2 separate regions of the Homo sapiens genome follow, and region 1 is linked to region 2. Evidence: read pairs that join two places in POLR2A ChIA-PET (ENCODE). Cell type or tissue: MCF 10A. All regions are shown on one strand.

The links. Peaks named below come from ENCODE experiments on the same cell type or tissue, not always from the same donor. Only the 100,000 strongest peaks of a DNase experiment are listed, where the experiment ranks them.
Region 1: POLR2A ChIA-PET joins it to region 2 with 10 read pairs; 4 of 35 experiments call an interaction of 5 or more read pairs at or near these places.

The regions. Positions count from the first base shown.
Region 1 is chr3:159,837,742-159,845,741 of GRCh38, reverse strand. All of the region lies in intron 4 of IQCJ-SCHIP1 (IQCJ-SCHIP1 readthrough), which reads right to left. All of the region lies in intron 2 of SCHIP1 (schwannomin interacting protein 1), which reads right to left. The region is part of intron 2 of LOC124906299 (a long non-coding RNA gene); the gene reads left to right. Among named protein-coding and RNA genes, the nearest start is that of IQCJ-SCHIP1-AS1, 73 kb to the right of the region's middle. In MCF 10A, no CTCF peak of the experiment used is centred here; a DNase peak (open chromatin) is centred at 4,581.
Region 2 is chr3:159,783,307-159,791,306 of GRCh38, reverse strand. The region is part of intron 4 of IQCJ-SCHIP1 (IQCJ-SCHIP1 readthrough); the gene reads right to left. The region is part of intron 2 of SCHIP1 (schwannomin interacting protein 1); the gene reads right to left. Among named protein-coding and RNA genes, the nearest start is that of IQCJ-SCHIP1-AS1, 19 kb to the right of the region's middle. In MCF 10A, no CTCF peak of the experiment used is centred here; DNase peaks (open chromatin) are centred at 3,296, 3,946, 5,736 and 7,046.

The DNA of each region.
Region 1 (8,000 bases), 54 kb before region 2:
ATAAGGCAGAGACTTGTGAAAATTTAAAGAAGGCCCCTTGTCTTCAAGAAGCCTGTTGTCGGCCAGGCGCGGTGGCTCACGACTGTGATCCCAGCACTTTGGGAGGCTAAGGTGGGCAGATCACCTAAGGTCAGAAGTTTGAGACCAGTCTGGCCAACATGGTGAAAACCCGTTTCTACTAAAAATACAGAAAATTAGCTGGGCATGGTGGTGGACGCGTGTAATCTCAGCTACTCAGGAGGCTAAGGTGGGAGAATCGCTGGAACCCGGGAGGTGGAGGTTACAGTGAGCCAAGATTGCGCCACAGCACACCAGCCTGGGCAACGGAGCAAGACTCCATCTAAAAAAAAAAAAAAAAAGAAGAAGCTTGTCGTCTAATGGAGGAGACAGACCTATATGTAAATAGTTGTAAATGGGTTCTAATACAAGTAAAAACAAAATGTACTGAGAAGGAGAAATCTGGACTGAGAAATAAATGGGAAAAGTTTCCTGAAGGAGGTGGCATTTGAGCCTTGAAAGCTGCATTAGCCTGCAGTGGGTGGGAGCAGGTGGTGTGTGGGTAGGAGACATCTCAGCCTGAGGCATTGCAGCTAAGAACTGATGGCACTGTGAAGGCAGGAGTAAAGGGTCTGGAGCGAGAAGCATTTCTGCCTAGGGGTCAGAAACAAATGTCGGGCCTTGAAGGCCATGCAGAGGAGTCTGAAATGTATCCTAAGGAACAGAGGGAAGCATTAAAGATTTCTGACGGTGCTTCTCATGACCTGGTATGTGTTTGAAGAAGGGACTCTTTATGCTCCCAAGGGAGGAAAAAGATGAGTGTTATTCACACACTATTTTACTTTTTCTTCTTCAAGTCTCCATTCCCACAGTAGCTAAGAATGTCAGGGTGTGATCTATATCTGGGGCGGTCATAAGGGAATTTAAGCAATGGCAAGAAAGGTATGAAAGCATGTCATTGTTTTTATATACACACTTATCCCAAAACCCCACTCCAGGAAAGAGGGAAAAAATATTTAAGAGCTTTTAAGCAAAATGGACCCTTCGACCTAAACTTGTGCTTTCAAGTTTACAATATTTCTAAGCTGTCTATCAAAAACCATTTAGAAAAATGTGGCCTCTTGAAGGCTGCCAGGCCTGAAGCTGTGGGCAAGTTTCTTTCCTGAAGAGATTGGCTTCCTCCCAAGACTGGAAAATGGAGGTCGATAGCTCTATCTTTTAACAGGGCTAAGACCACAAATGACAACACATGCCTCAGTAACCTCTTTGCTAACATAAATCCTGTAAGGAAGAAAAGTATATGAAGATGACGACGATGTGAGCAGTTTTAAAAACAAAACAAACAACCATGAAAAATTCTGTAGGAGAATTCCTTCTGTTTATTCCTCCTTGGTTTACGTTGTTCAAAGAACAGTGCATACAAGCCCTTGCTCAAACAGGGGTGTTCAGGCTCTTGGTAGCAGCGAAACTCTCTTTTTCAAAACAAATCATCCATTTAGAAAAGCAATGTGTAAGAATCCATTGTATTTCTACATATTAGCAAGATACAACTGGGAAATGAAGTGAGACACAGTTTCCCTGGGCCGCTGAACAATCCTCACCAAACCCCTGATGTGCTCAGAAGAAATGACACAAGAGGAAGGGGGCTCTTAATTCATGATAACTGACTTGTTTATGCAGAAAGGCAGCCTCTGGCAGGGGACCTGGCAACTCTTATGCCAGGAAGTTAACTGGGAAAGTCTCCATTTCACAGATGAGAAAACTAACAAGAAACAAGGGGATAGATAACCAGCTCACACACAATGAAAACAGTGCAGGTTCATGGTGGGAGGAGGGGAAGGAGTAGGACTGAAAGTCATAAAACAAGAAACCAAAATGCCATAGAATGTTTACAATGCTTTTTTTTTTTTTTTTTTTTTTTTGAGACAGAGTCTTGCTCTGTCGCCCAGGCTGGAGCGCAGTGGCGTGATCTCAGCTCACTGCAAGCTCTGCCTCCCGGGTTCACACCATTCTCCTGCATCAGCCTCCCTAGTAGCTGGGACTACAGGTGCCCGCCACCTTGGCCGGCTGATTTTTTGTATTTTTTTTAGTAGAGATGGGGTTTCACTGTGTTAGCCAGGATGGTCTCGATCTCCTGACCTCGTGATCCGCAGCCCTCGGCCTCCCAAAGTCCTGGGATTACAGGCGTGAGCCACCACGCCCTGCCTTACAATGCCTTTTTTGTTAGTCAATTTTACAAATAGTAGACATATCCATCTGTATTACTTGAGGACCTATTCTAAGCACTGAGAAAGCAGACAGAACAAAGATAAAATCCCTGCCCTCATGAAGTGAGTGAGGGAGCCAGAAAATAGACAAATAAGTAAAATATGTACTATGATAAATGGCGATAAATAAATATAAAAATAAATTAGAGAAGCATGATAGAAATATTGGGATAGGCCGCGCTCATGCCTGTAATCCCAGCACTTTGGGAGGCCAAGGCGGGCAGATCACCTGAGGTCAGGTGTTCGAGACCAGCTTGGCCAACATGGTGAAAGCCAGTCTCTAGTAAAAATGCAAAAATTAGCTGGGCATGGTGGCGGGCGCCTGTAATCCCAGCTACTCAGGAGACTGAGGTAGGAGAATTGCTTGAACTCAGCAGCTGAGTTTGATTGCGCCACTGAGATTGCGCCACTGCACTCCAGCCTGGGCAACAGAGTGAGACTCCATCTCAAAAAAAAAAAAAAAAAAAAAAAAAAAAGAAAGAAATATTGGGATAGAACTGGAGAGCTGGAAGTTTACAGATTACATCCAGATAAGGCTTCACCTAGAAGTGACATCTGAGCAAAGACTCGCAGAAAGTGAGAGAGTAATGGATGGGGGTAGAGGCGACAATATAAGGTAAATATCTATAAGATGTAAAATATTAGATGCCTGGTTGAATGTGAATTTCAGATAAACAGTGAACAATATTTTAGTGTATGTCCCAAATGCTGTAAGTTATTTGCTAAATCTGGCAACCCTACACAGTGGGGCGGGGAGGGGGTGGATAGGGGAGGTGGGGGTGCATGCCAGGCAGAAGGAATAGCAGGTGCAGGGCCAGCCCAGCATGGTAGGAAGGTAGTGGAGGAAATCAGGAATGTAGGAGCGGAGTCCAAGAGGAAGCAGGGACGAGCTGATATAAAGCCCTGTTAGGACTTGGATTTTTACTCTGAGCAGGATGATAAACTAAAATTTTTGAGATATGGGACATGATCTGTCTTCAGTTTTAAAAGCTCATTTTGGAAACTGTGTTGAAAATAGACTATGGAGTGTGGGCAAGGGCAGGGGTAGGTAGAACACATAGAAGGCTATTATTGCTGTAATTATGATGACAATAACAACCACGACAACAATGATGTACATCTATACAAAAGCACAAAAATGTGCATGCAATTTTCAGGGGAATGGCCCCTGAAGCCCCCATTCATGGACTACCCATTAAGAAATCTTGGCATACATCATTTATGGGAGAAAAGGAATCAATATTTCAAATGAATTCTATCAACTGACTAAAAATGCTAATCTAAGAAATTTGCTTTTAACCACTGCAATATCATCCTTAAAAAATAAGTAAGTCCTTGTAAAATGGTGGGGAAGTTTCCGAAAGCCATTCAACTGCAGATATCATCAGTGACTACAAACATCAAGCTAAGGACTTCAAGAAAGCACCTTTTCTGAATCTAGTTGCATGTGGTGCCAGCTGGGTTCTAAAATGAAGGTTTCTAAGTGGGATTAAGATTTGGCTTCAAGGTTAATGTTTCTGTTTTTGCTGAGCTATGTATAAAGAGAGAGCACTTCAAAAGAACATACACATGTAGGTAGTTCTACTATAAAATCCCATGCAGATGCAAAATCTATTGACCATTATTACCCAACCAATACACTTAATTTTATTGTGAAAATAAGCAATAAATACTTCAAAACTATTAAACACATAATGACACTGTTATATATTGCAGCTCATGTAAAATAAAATCAATTTATCTTCCTTTGGAAGAAGTAGAATGCTAATATAACCCCTTCTCTCCAGATGAAATTGCTGATATTTGACCAATTTTCAACCTACAAAAACAATGCTTTTATGTTCAACCTAATGAAAAGACATATGGAATAATCTTATAGTAGTTTGCCCTTCAAAAATAAATAGATTCTTGGAAAAGAGAGAGTTATTTTAATTATTATAGTAATTCAATCACCTGGAGCCATGCCATGTGTAGATTAGGCTCTCTATGGATACTTGACATCCCCTACCCTCAAGTTCTGTATTATGTGTAAGTGACATGTTGGTTTTTTTCTCAGCATCTCTGACCCCTTTCTCGTGGAAAGAATTACTGTGAAGCATGACGCTCAATATTTAGGATCTATGGCCCTAAATGTACCATAAAATGAAAATACTATGAAATAAATCTGTAAGTACAAATTTCTAGTTATTAAGCAAGACAAAGTATATAAATACATTTCATAGGCACACGTTACTTAGCTGAGAAACCACTGCCTTGAGTCTTGTGAAATGTACTATTTTGCCTGCACATATTTACCATTGTGAAATCTGACCTTATGAGAAACACTTGCTTGTCTCAGGTAACCGACCTCACACAAGGAAGAAGCATTGTTAAGTTAGAGAATTGGTCTCTCAGAGATTCTAAACTCAGTCAGTTGAGTAATATCCCAATATTAACTCTCCAAGATTTGGACCAGCCCTGCCTGCTGCTGCAAAGAGCAATTTCTCTGAGAACATTCTTGCTGTCTGTTTTCAACAAAGATACTTTCTATGTTGCCTCAACAGTCCAAGTCCTACCAAGGAGTTACTAAACACTCTAGAGCTGATCTTTTGAAATTGTCTAAGTGTTTAATTCATAACTCCAGTAGCAAATTAGCATACAAATGAATATGAATTACTAAGATTTTTCTATTTGGAGTTTTTGATGCATGTTGATACTTTAATGCTTATTTACCAACCATTTAAAACAACATACTAGTAAAAATAAGTTCGGAAAGACACACAAGTGCAACTTTAAACATCAAGTGCATACTGGCTGATTTTTGAAAATTTCCAAGATTATCAATCGCGACTATCTATTTACATAATTTCTTAAAGATAGTCCTAAAAGCTGGATGTGAAGCAACTCACATCCTATGCAACGAGCAAAAATCACGTTTTTCAGTGTTATCGATGTGAGATTCCAAACAGATTTTCCTCTGAAATTCCCTTAAATTCAAATTACAGTCCAAAGCAATTCCTCTTTTTTGCAGACGTACAAAATATGCAAAGCACATATCACCTCCGTGAATTTCACAAATGCTTTAAAGGCCAAGGAAGCAGTGTTTTCTGCCCCATTACTCCCCAGAAAAGCTAATTACAATTCAGATACTGCACGTGATGAAGGCCAGGCGCGGAAGATGGCAAAATCCCTGAATATCCGGAAAGAGGCAACCTGCTGCTTTGGAAGAGGAAGGCCTCCTCTCCCAAAGGATGCCGGCCTCAGAATCAGGCTTTAAATTTTACCTGATACGAGCAGTTATCCTGATGTACCATCTCAGTGCATCCTAGGGCGCAGACCCCAACGCAGGACTGCTGAGCGAGGCTGCGGAGGGCAGGCGCGGAGCATCCACCGGCGGGCGGAGAGAACGCCCTGGTAAGGCAGGGGCTCCCCGCAGATTAAAATGGATGCTGTTTCGCTGATCAACCTGCGCAGTGGCACTGCCTGTGCCGGGAAGCGCGCAGCTAGCGAGCTGAGCTGCTCTCCAGCCCTCCGAAACCAGTGAGGCAGGCTTAGGAACATGGAGCTGGGACCGGGCTGGGGGAGGGGGCGCTCATCACCCGCACAATCAGCCAATTATATTATAGGCACAAAGAAAAGGATCAGTCTGGAGCTGGTGTGACCTTCTGGTGCTTTATGAAGGCAGTTAACTGATGTGGAAACATTCTAGTCCTCATTAACGAGAAAAAGGCCAGCGAGGGAGAGGGAGAGGGACAGACACAAATCAATGTTGCAGTTGAACATTTCTAACCTCCGGCATCATCCTTCCTACCCACTAAGGCTGCTTGGCTGGTGCTTATCAAAAAAAAAAAAAAAAAAAAAAAAAAAAAAGAAAAAGACCTTAAAGATAATTTTAGAACTTTTAACATGCTAAAGAGAGAACAATCCATTCTGAATACCAACAATGAAAGGATGTTTTTCTATGTTGAGTTTTTGAAGTGTTTGTCAACTTTATAACTAAAAGGTCTTTACTCTTTAAAAGGATTATTTTGTAATTCTTTAAATTCCCTGCTTATTTTTGGCTCCTAGCTTCTTTTTAAGTCAAATAGAAATAAGATAGAATAATTGCTGTTATAAGTTTTTTTAGGGAGAGAGCTTATTAAAATATTAAAGTCACTATAATTTACTTCATGAAAACTAAACTCTTAATTGGAAGGTTTTTTTTTTTTTAATGTAAGGCTTTGTACATATATTATTACCCAACGCTGTGACTTGAAAATATGGACACCCCCCAATGCAGCACATACAATTCTTGGAACAGACCCATCCTCCCTGAGACAGAGTAATTCTGGACTTGCGGACAATACTCAAAGGAAATACAAGTCAGACAATACATGTTTCTGGGAAAAAACTGGGGCCAGTTTCTGAGTGGCTTCAGGGCCACTTCAGGACTTGAGGATACACAAAAAGAAAAAACTGGGCTATAAATTCTTCAAGCTAATGTAATGAGAAAATTAAGGGGGAAAAGTTAAATAAAATTTTCTTATTTATATTCCTCAGTTGCCACAGGCAATTAGTTTTGTTGTTTCTTTTCTTTTTTAGCTTTTTTTTTTTTTTTTGAGATGGAGTCTCACTCTGTTGCCCAGGCTGGAGTGCAGTGGCGAGTGGCGAGATCTGAGCTCACTGCAAGCTCTGCCTCCTGGGTTCATGTCATTCTCCTGCCTCAGCCTCCTGAGTAGCTGGGACTACAGGCGCCCACCACCATGCCCGGCTAATTTTTTTATATTTTTTTTGGTAGAGACGGGGTTTCACCGTGTTAGCCAGGATGGTCTTGATCTCCTGACCTTGTGATCCGCCTGCCTCGGCCTCCCAAAGTGCTGGGATTATAGGCGTGAGCCACCGCGCCTGGCCCATGTTGTTTCTTAATAAAATAGCTCTGAGTACATAAATGGTACTTAACAAAAATGTGACTGAATTTAAACCATCAAATTAAAAAAATCAATAGGGACATTATTTTTAAGCTATTTTAGTATCTATCTGTCCTATGTTCTATTTATGTAGCCGTCTCAAAAACTCTTCCTCTTCCCATTAACCACGCAGTTTCACTGTGCTACTGACAGAGAAAACAAGTACTTTTTGCATGAGAAATGGAATTGACATGTTTGACAAGTTTTCCTATCAAGCACTCTCTTAAAAATGGTGGGAGTTTATGTTAGGATTATTTGCTAATGTAATTTTAATAACTTATCTGTTTTGTGGAATGAGAAAAACCTATTTTTATAAATATTCTTAATTTTTACTATTTGAGGTTCAAGCAGGAGCAAAGCCTGCTATTGCTATCTCAATTCGACTCCCTTGACGCACTCACAAGCACACTCATTTCAGCCTTCCTAGTGAGGAGAACGAAAAGATGGCCCTGAAAACTCAACTCCTGGTATCCTCAGAGGCTTCAATTTCAGCAGCAGGTTCAAAGGAAAAGTACTCTGGAGACTCACCGTGCAGAAGCTCACTGCCCTAATCCTTCCTAGTCCAGGAGAGGGGTGGGTCACATAACACGTGCAGGACTTTCTAGGCCTGCTCACTGGCTGCACAATGAAAGCTTGATGAATAAAGCAGAAGCCTGGGGGTAGGGAATGAGTCAAGATGAAGACAAGAAGATGGAAACTTTTCAGGGATAAGAAACAATAAACAATACACCCCCATCCTAAAACTCCATTCTTCTCTGAGAGAGACTTCTGTGTAGAGTGCCTTGCAATACAACCACCCAACAAGGTTCTG
Region 2 (8,000 bases):
TTTCACTTGTTTAACTGATTCCTTGCATTAAATCTGCTCCCTGAAATTCTTAGAATGGTTTCTATTTGCTGATGGGCCCCTGGGCTGATATGACAATGAAACTGAGAGGTTAAACGTGAGACTGCACCTCCCTGCACTGAGTGGTTGAATCTACTTATCTGCGCTGAGGTCCCTATTCCTTTGAGGAAGTTCCAGGGCCACCTTATCCCCTTGCCTTAGGTTATCTATTCAATTGTGTTTCATAAGAAGTCCAAGGCAGGCAAGGTGTGAGGGGTCCGCCCAGACTCAGGCCACATTCTGATTTCTCAGAAGCGGTTTTAGGGCCAAACTTTCCATGCTGAGGATAATTGCAGGATTCTAAAAAAAGAATATTAAAATAAATAACATAAACACAACTTTTTCACAACACAATTTGGTTTAAAGGATTAAGAAACAAATCCCATTTTTCATGTAAAAATCTTAAAATAGCAATGATAAAGGCAGAAAGCCAAAGCTTAGGGGAAAAAAATGCTTCTAAGTGGACATGAAAAATTTTGAAAATATGAAATGTATAAGTATTTTTTCAAAGTCAGGTCCTCTCAATGTGCAGAGAAAGATGGAAATAGCCTTTTTGTTTTCTTTTTGAGACAATCTCGCTCTGTCACCCAGGCTGGAGTGCAGGGGCTCAATCTCGGCTCACTGCAACCTCCACCTCCTGGGTTCAAGTGTTTCTCCTGCCCCAGCCTCCCAAGTCGCTGGGACTACAGGTACATACCACCATGGCCAGCTAAATTTTTGTATTTTTAGTAGAGATGGGGTTTCACCATATTGGCCAGGCTGTTCTGGAACTCCTGACCTCAAGTGATCCGCCCGCCTTTCAAAGCGCTGGGATTACAGGCGTGAGCCACTGCACCCAGCTGGAAATAGTCTTTTACAGAAAGATTGTAACTTCACTCAAATTATTACCAAGAAAGGAAACCGAGCATATGAAGGACATACATTAACACATTCTAATGCTGCTCAAGTTCCTCTTTCATAAAAACAGTATAAGTTATATCCAATAAAAAGTTTCTGTAAAAGGTAACATTTTAATGATTCACTAAAAGCATTTCCAATTTCTATGAACTTTGAGCCCAGCTGCTGAGTAGAGTCTGAGGAGCAGAGAGGAGCACTCTTTCAGCCCAGTAAATACCAAAGCTTTCAACTGAAAACATCCATTCCTCCAAAGTTGCCCCTGTCTTAATCCAAGTATAAAGTCCAGGTAGAGGGGGGCCTTGGGCAGGAACTGAGAATATGACCCTTCTGGCGGTGGGAGCGGTTGCAGCAATTAAATCACCTGTTTTGGATCATTGGCTGGGATCCCCAGTTCCTTCCAATTACTGACTGCTCACCTTTCAGTGGAGCTGCCCACAGGATGGACTGCCCCTCCCAGGCTGACAGGATTGTTCTGCTCACCACCGTAGTTTTAGTGCTTATCATAAATCAATAAATTGGCATTGCTATTTTACACATCAGGTTTGGAATCATGGTTTACTGGGTACATCCCTGATAAATAAAATTATCTTTCTTATGATAACAAAATCAGTTTCTGGGCCACGAGGCTAAGGGTCAGACCCTGAATTATGTAATCTTATCATTCTCAAAGTATGATCCCTGGACCAGCAGAATCAGCGTTACCCGGGACTTGTTTGAAATACAAATTTTGGGGCCCAACCCTAGACCTCCTGAATCAGGAGTGTGGAGCCCAGCAATTGTGTTTCAAACAAGTGTTCCAGGGGATTCTGATTCCTGCTCAAGTTTGAGAGCCACTAAATTGAAATGACAGTTATTTGGAGGTGGGGGATTATGGTTAATTTTGTGTCAACTTGGCTAGGCCATGGTGCACAGTTGTTTGTCAATGCCAGGTGAGATGTTGCTGTGAAGGTGTGCTTTCGATGTGATTAACATTTAAATCAGTCAATTCTAAGTAAAACAGATTACTCTCCATAAAGTGGGCCGGTCTCATCCAATCAGTTGATGACATTAAGAGAAAAGAGAGGTCCCCTGAAAAGGACGAAATTCTGCCTCCAGACAGCCTTTAGACTCAAGATTGCAACATTAACTTTTGAAGGAATTTCCAGCCTGCTGGCCTGGACTTGCCAGCCCTCGAAACTGCATGAACCAGTTCTTTAAAATCAATCTCTCTCTCTCTCTCTGTATATATAGATACACACACACAACCTGTATACATACACATATACAGGTTGAGTATCTCTTATCTGAAATGCTTGGGACTAGAAGTGTCTCAAATGTTGGATTTTGTTGGATTTTGGAATATTTGCATTATGCTTACTGGTGAGGCATCCCTAATCTGAAAATCTGAAATATTCCACAGCATTTCCTATAAGCATCATGTCAGCCCTCAAAAAGTTTAGAATTTTGGAGCATTTTAGATTTCAGATTTTTTAATTACAGATGCTCAATTTTATATATATGTAAGGTGAATTATATATATATTATACCCTATTGGTTATGTTTCTCTGAAGAACCCTGACAAATACAGGGTTCATATGTTCATATGTTTAATGCATGTATCCTACATTAGGACTAGGATTTTATCTTTTTTTATTTTTAGCACTGTATGCTCAGTGCCTAGTATGTAGTAGTTAGGCTCTCCATGCATATTTTTGGTGAATGAATGAAGTGTGGTGAACTCACCAAGAAAGGGAATTGGATAATTTGGCCCTGAGAGGGGGCTCTTGGAAATCAGCCAAACCTGAAAATACCTCCACTGAATTCCTTTGGGCAATAAACCTCTCCTCAGGAATCTTCTAGAGTGTGTAGATGAACCAACAGGAAATCACATCCAGGAATTGTGTTGAGTGTCTCTGTATTTAATTTCTTACAAGTGAAAGAACGCTCTACACTCGGCAGGCCACTCTTCAGCTTTGTTTCTATCCACAGGCCATGATTTTAAGTGCAGTGACTGCATTTGGCACTTCTGTAACGCCTTGTATTTAAAACCAGCTTTTAGAGTAGATCCCTATCAGTACTTTGTTTTTCTGGAAAGAGTGAAATTGAAAACTTAGCCTCAAATATCATCTATTTTAGTGTCAGCCCCAATACCTTAATCTAAAGAAGGTGCTTTCCTGAGAGATGGGAGCAGACTTTGAGGCCGACACTCATCTCTACTCCCACGTCACACCCTCTGTGGGGCCAGCTCACTCAAAACAGCAGCAGAGCTTAGTCTCCAGGCTGCGGGGATTGTTGTAATGCTATTGAAGACGGGTCAAAAGTCATCTCGATAAGATTATTTTGAAACCTCTAGGATAGCAATTCCATCTGCTATATGAAATCAGAAAAAGTAAACATTCCTTGGTTAACCTTCATCATTCCCCTACATAAACCTCAATCACATTTCTTTGAAACCATGCCAGATTTTCAGTGCTGGCTAATAGGATTCAGGCTCAGATGAGGGAAGTTGGTCCAAATGTGTGAAGTGGACAACAGTGGCCAGAGGGGAGGACTTAAGGGCCAACTAATGCTTCTTCAACTCAGTAGCCAGTCCTGTTTGAAACTTTGAAAATGCTGTTAAGCTGCAAAGTGTTCCTTCCCTTAGAGAAGGAAAAAACTAAGAATTAGTTTGGTGAATTTGCCCTCCATTTACCTGGCAATTTGCTCTCCACAAATCTGGCATGATTTCAAAGAAATGTGATTGAGGTTTAAGTAGGCGAATGACAAAGGTTAACCAAAGAATATTTACTTTTTCTTATTTCATATAGCAGATGGAATTGCTATCCTGGAGGTTTCAAACACAGAATACAAGGAAAGACATTCATTATTTCACTAGGAATCCATTCCGCTCACTAAGCTCCTACCAGATGCTGGGGCAGCCTCTGGGGCAGGGCCCAGGTAAGGCTGACAGTCATCTAGTGTCCAGAGAAAGAACCGAAAAGCTTGAGCCAAGTGTGTATGAATGTATGTGGGGTAAAGTGTGATGGAAAAAGCCGAGGGAGATGACTCAGCAGCTTCCAGTGTTTACAAAGACAACCAACACCTAAACCAAACAAAAAGGACTGAAGGCTAGGCAGAGGCTCGTATCCTATATTCAGTCCATATGGGAGCTACTTTGAAGTCAATTTTAAATTAAGTCACCTGGGAGTTGGAATTCTAACTCAACCACTTACCAGCTATGTGGAAGTTACTAAATCTTCCTAGGTTTTAATGTTCTCATCTTTTTACTAAAAAGGGGTACAAAGTTTGTTGAGAGGACAAAAATAAGATTACATAGGTCAAATCCCTGGTATCTAATCAGACCCAAAGTCAACCCTCAACAAGTCTTCTCCTTGCCAGTCAATACCAAAGCTGGCCAGTCACGCACCTACTCAGACTCGCTTACTGTGAGTTCTTCTTTGTCTTCAAAACTGTCTTCAGTGCTCACTTTAATTTTTACAAAAATATTCGGCTTTTTAAAGGGGGAAGGGGTTACTCTAAATTATTTGTCTTGTAAACTGAGGCCCCAGGGAAGGATTCTACGTGCTGTGGCTGGTCCAGCTGTGATGCTTCATTTCTATTAACCATCCCTCCACTACACACAGACCACAATCACACCACAAAACACACACACACACACACACAGTGCACACGCGCAGACACACACACACACACACACACACACACACGCTTTGACTCAGAGTCACTTCACTGCTTATCTGACTAAAGGTGCGAAACTAAACTATGATTTATGACCATTCCTTCTCATTTCAGTTTCAGCAGCACGAAATCCATTTCTCAGTACATTTCAAGGAAGAATAGTCATTGATATTTAAGAAGCATTAATGTTTTTGAACAGACATATGCCAATACCTCTAATAGGAATTAATAACAACTCAAATCCATATGAATCCATTTTGGCTCAATTTGAATAATTTGAGAACTATAATAATCTTTAAAAGTATCTTTTAATTTCATTATACTTTGAAGATAGCAATGTTGATGTCCAGATGACCATCACAATAAGGGTATCATAGATGATTTAGAGGTTAGGAAATGTCTATTAAAACTTGCTGGAAAAAAAAGCAGACTTTTTAGATTGCTATATTTGCTGAAAAGGAGACCTATGTTTAAATCATTCTAACCAATAAAGAATTAACAGATTTTGCTTCATGGCACTACAAACAGCTGTTGAGTAAGTCTTCCAGGTATTTCCTGCAGGGTTTAAAAATCTTGGGATAAAAATAATAAGATCTTATAATGAACCTTATTAACAGAAAGAAATGTAATAAAAATTATTATCTTTGATTTTCCCCATAGAGGGAGGGAAAATATCAACTGCATATTTTAAATAGATGTTTAAAACAACAAAAAAGAAAATACACATACAACAAAAATAAGATGTTTTAAAATTTCCCAAACATATATTCATGTCCCCAAAATAAATCTGATGTTTCGACCAGTTTGTTTCATATAAACCAAACAATCGTTGTCTATGAAAGTATAAGCTGCCCCAGTGATGGATAGCTCTTTTGTTTCTACAAACAGCAGCATTCAGTGGGTACCCTGGATGTTTTGCTAAAACTTCTAACTAGCATTCTGTTTATTATTCAGATTGATTAGAAAAATATATTTTTCTTTTGACAGTTGGGTGGCTTTTTAAAGAATTACTTGTTTCAAATTACACACTTCTATTGCAACACTTGAATCTGACACCTCAAGCATAAGCTACAACTTGCTGGCTCCCCATCTCCCAACAGAAAAAAAAAAAAAAAACCAACAAAACTATGGCCCTGAGAGGATGGCTCTGTATTTACATTCAGCATCATATATCAGCATTTACCAGGGTGAGGCCAATGGCTGTCAACTCCTGGCTCTTAGTCAATATTTAATCACTGTTCAGTTATGTAGGAAGAAGGAAACATTCCATCTCCCGATAACATGTCTTTAATATGAAAAAAGCTTTCACTACATTTATGGAAGCTTGGTTATGCTTCTTAGAAAAACTATCAAATTGAGATGTTGCACAACTGTTCTGATATGGCATTTTAAGTGCATTGCCATTGGTAGGTGTATAAAATGAATAATACTTAATCATGATTTTTTAACAGTATTACAGAATTTTGGGTTCACCCTGCAACCTTTTTATTTTATTCATTTGTTTATTTACTAACGGAGAAAAGTGGCTGGAGAAAAAAATGTATGAAATCCTCGTCTAGTTCATAACCTCTAGCTCTGGTTCAGTCTCTGAGCTATGAAGCAAAGCAGCCATACCAAGGAAAAAAATTCACATTGGCTTTTTGACTGTTACTTAATTTAAAAGATTCCACAGTTTTGTTTTTTGATAGAGCTTTGTAAATAATTTCCTCAGACCTAGCACCGTGATTTAAAACCATTTACTTGGGCCAGGCGCAGTGGCTCACGCCTATAATCCTAGCACTTTGGGGGCAGAGGCAGGTGGATCACTTGAGGTCAGGAGCTCGAGACCAGCCTGGCCAATATGGTGAAACCCTGTCTCTACTAAAAATACAAAAATCAGCTGGGCATGGTGGCACGCGTCTGTAGTCTCAGCTACTCAGGAGGCTGGGGCAGGAGAATTGCTTGAACCTGGGAGGCAGAGGTTGCAGTGAGCTGAGATGGCACCACTGCACTCCAGCCTGGGCGTCACAAGACTCCGTCTCCAAAATAAAATAAAACCATTTACTTTTCCATTTATTCTACAGGATAACTAAAGCAGCACAAGGCTTAAGTTAAGGGAAAAGAGCAAACGACTGACGGGAAAGCCCACGTCACCAGGATTCCTTAGATTCCTACCTGACAAAATATTTCATGTTTCTTGTGTAGCACATAGCTATTCTAATGAACTGGTCAGCTGAGCTGGAGATGTTTTTACCATTTAAACAAGATCTACAATGTTCCATAGGGAAGGCTCATGCATTCCTTATAGTGTCAAGATGAAAGAAAAACTGCAGAGAAGGTGAAAGCTGGAAAGTGAAACAGAGTAATAAGTACTGAAAAATGTCTTCGCTCAAAGGCACAGAGTTTCTCTCTTTCATTCTTTCTGCTAACCCATGACCAGATGAACAGGTGTAGACTTGCTCAACGGGATGACATGTGGCAGAAAACATTTTCACTTCAAAGGTGCAAACCATATTTGACATTCAACAGCTTTTCATTGCGGTAGGTGGAAGAGGAAATTAAACTTTACCTCAGCTTGTTACAATTCATTGGTCGTGCTCTGACACGGTAATTATCCTTTGCTCCTAACCAAGACTCCCCAATCCAATCATCACATATGGGATGGAAGGGGGACTGCAGGGGTTTCTCTAACCTCCTTGGACCTGCCTGCAAAGCACAGAAGGGTTTTAGAAAGAAGCCCCGGGGTGGAGTGCTCATGTGGCTGGCATGAGAATACCTGACTTTCTGTTGGCACCTGGCATTACAACGCCTTTACTTCATCTTGGGTTAGTGCGCCTAAAGCTTCAGGTAAATCACAAATAACTCATCAGGAAAAAGGCTGGGACCTCTGTTTTACTATATTCCCAGCTCACAGCTTCCAGTAGACCTGGGAGAAAAACCCTCAAATATGCCAACTACTTTAAACCAAAATACTCAAGAAGTTCCTGGAGCCTTAGAAGTTTAACACTAATTCATTACTGGATTTAAACAGCTTCTTCCCACGTACTTCCCTAAAAGGCTCCATTCTCCACTCCACTCCAGTTCTCCAAGTATAAGAAGTGACATTTCAAGCATTGTGCCTGTTATTAAACTCCTTGCAGCATAAAAATATTTCAAATCAACTACAGGAAAATTGCAAGATTATTTTATTGTGCGCAAGATGGCTTTTAGGACTGGTGGAAAGTTCCACAAATGAAGTGCAGACTCAGATGCCTGGGATGTGTTTGTGAGGTAAGGGAGTGATTTTGGTGAGGATGCTCCTGGTGCAGTTTCCATGAAACTTTCCAAACTCCCTCTTGCCTGGGGCTGGGCAGCTCTTGCCATCCCTTTCACCTGGCTCCCAGAAGCTCTTCAGGTCTCCATTCAGCTGT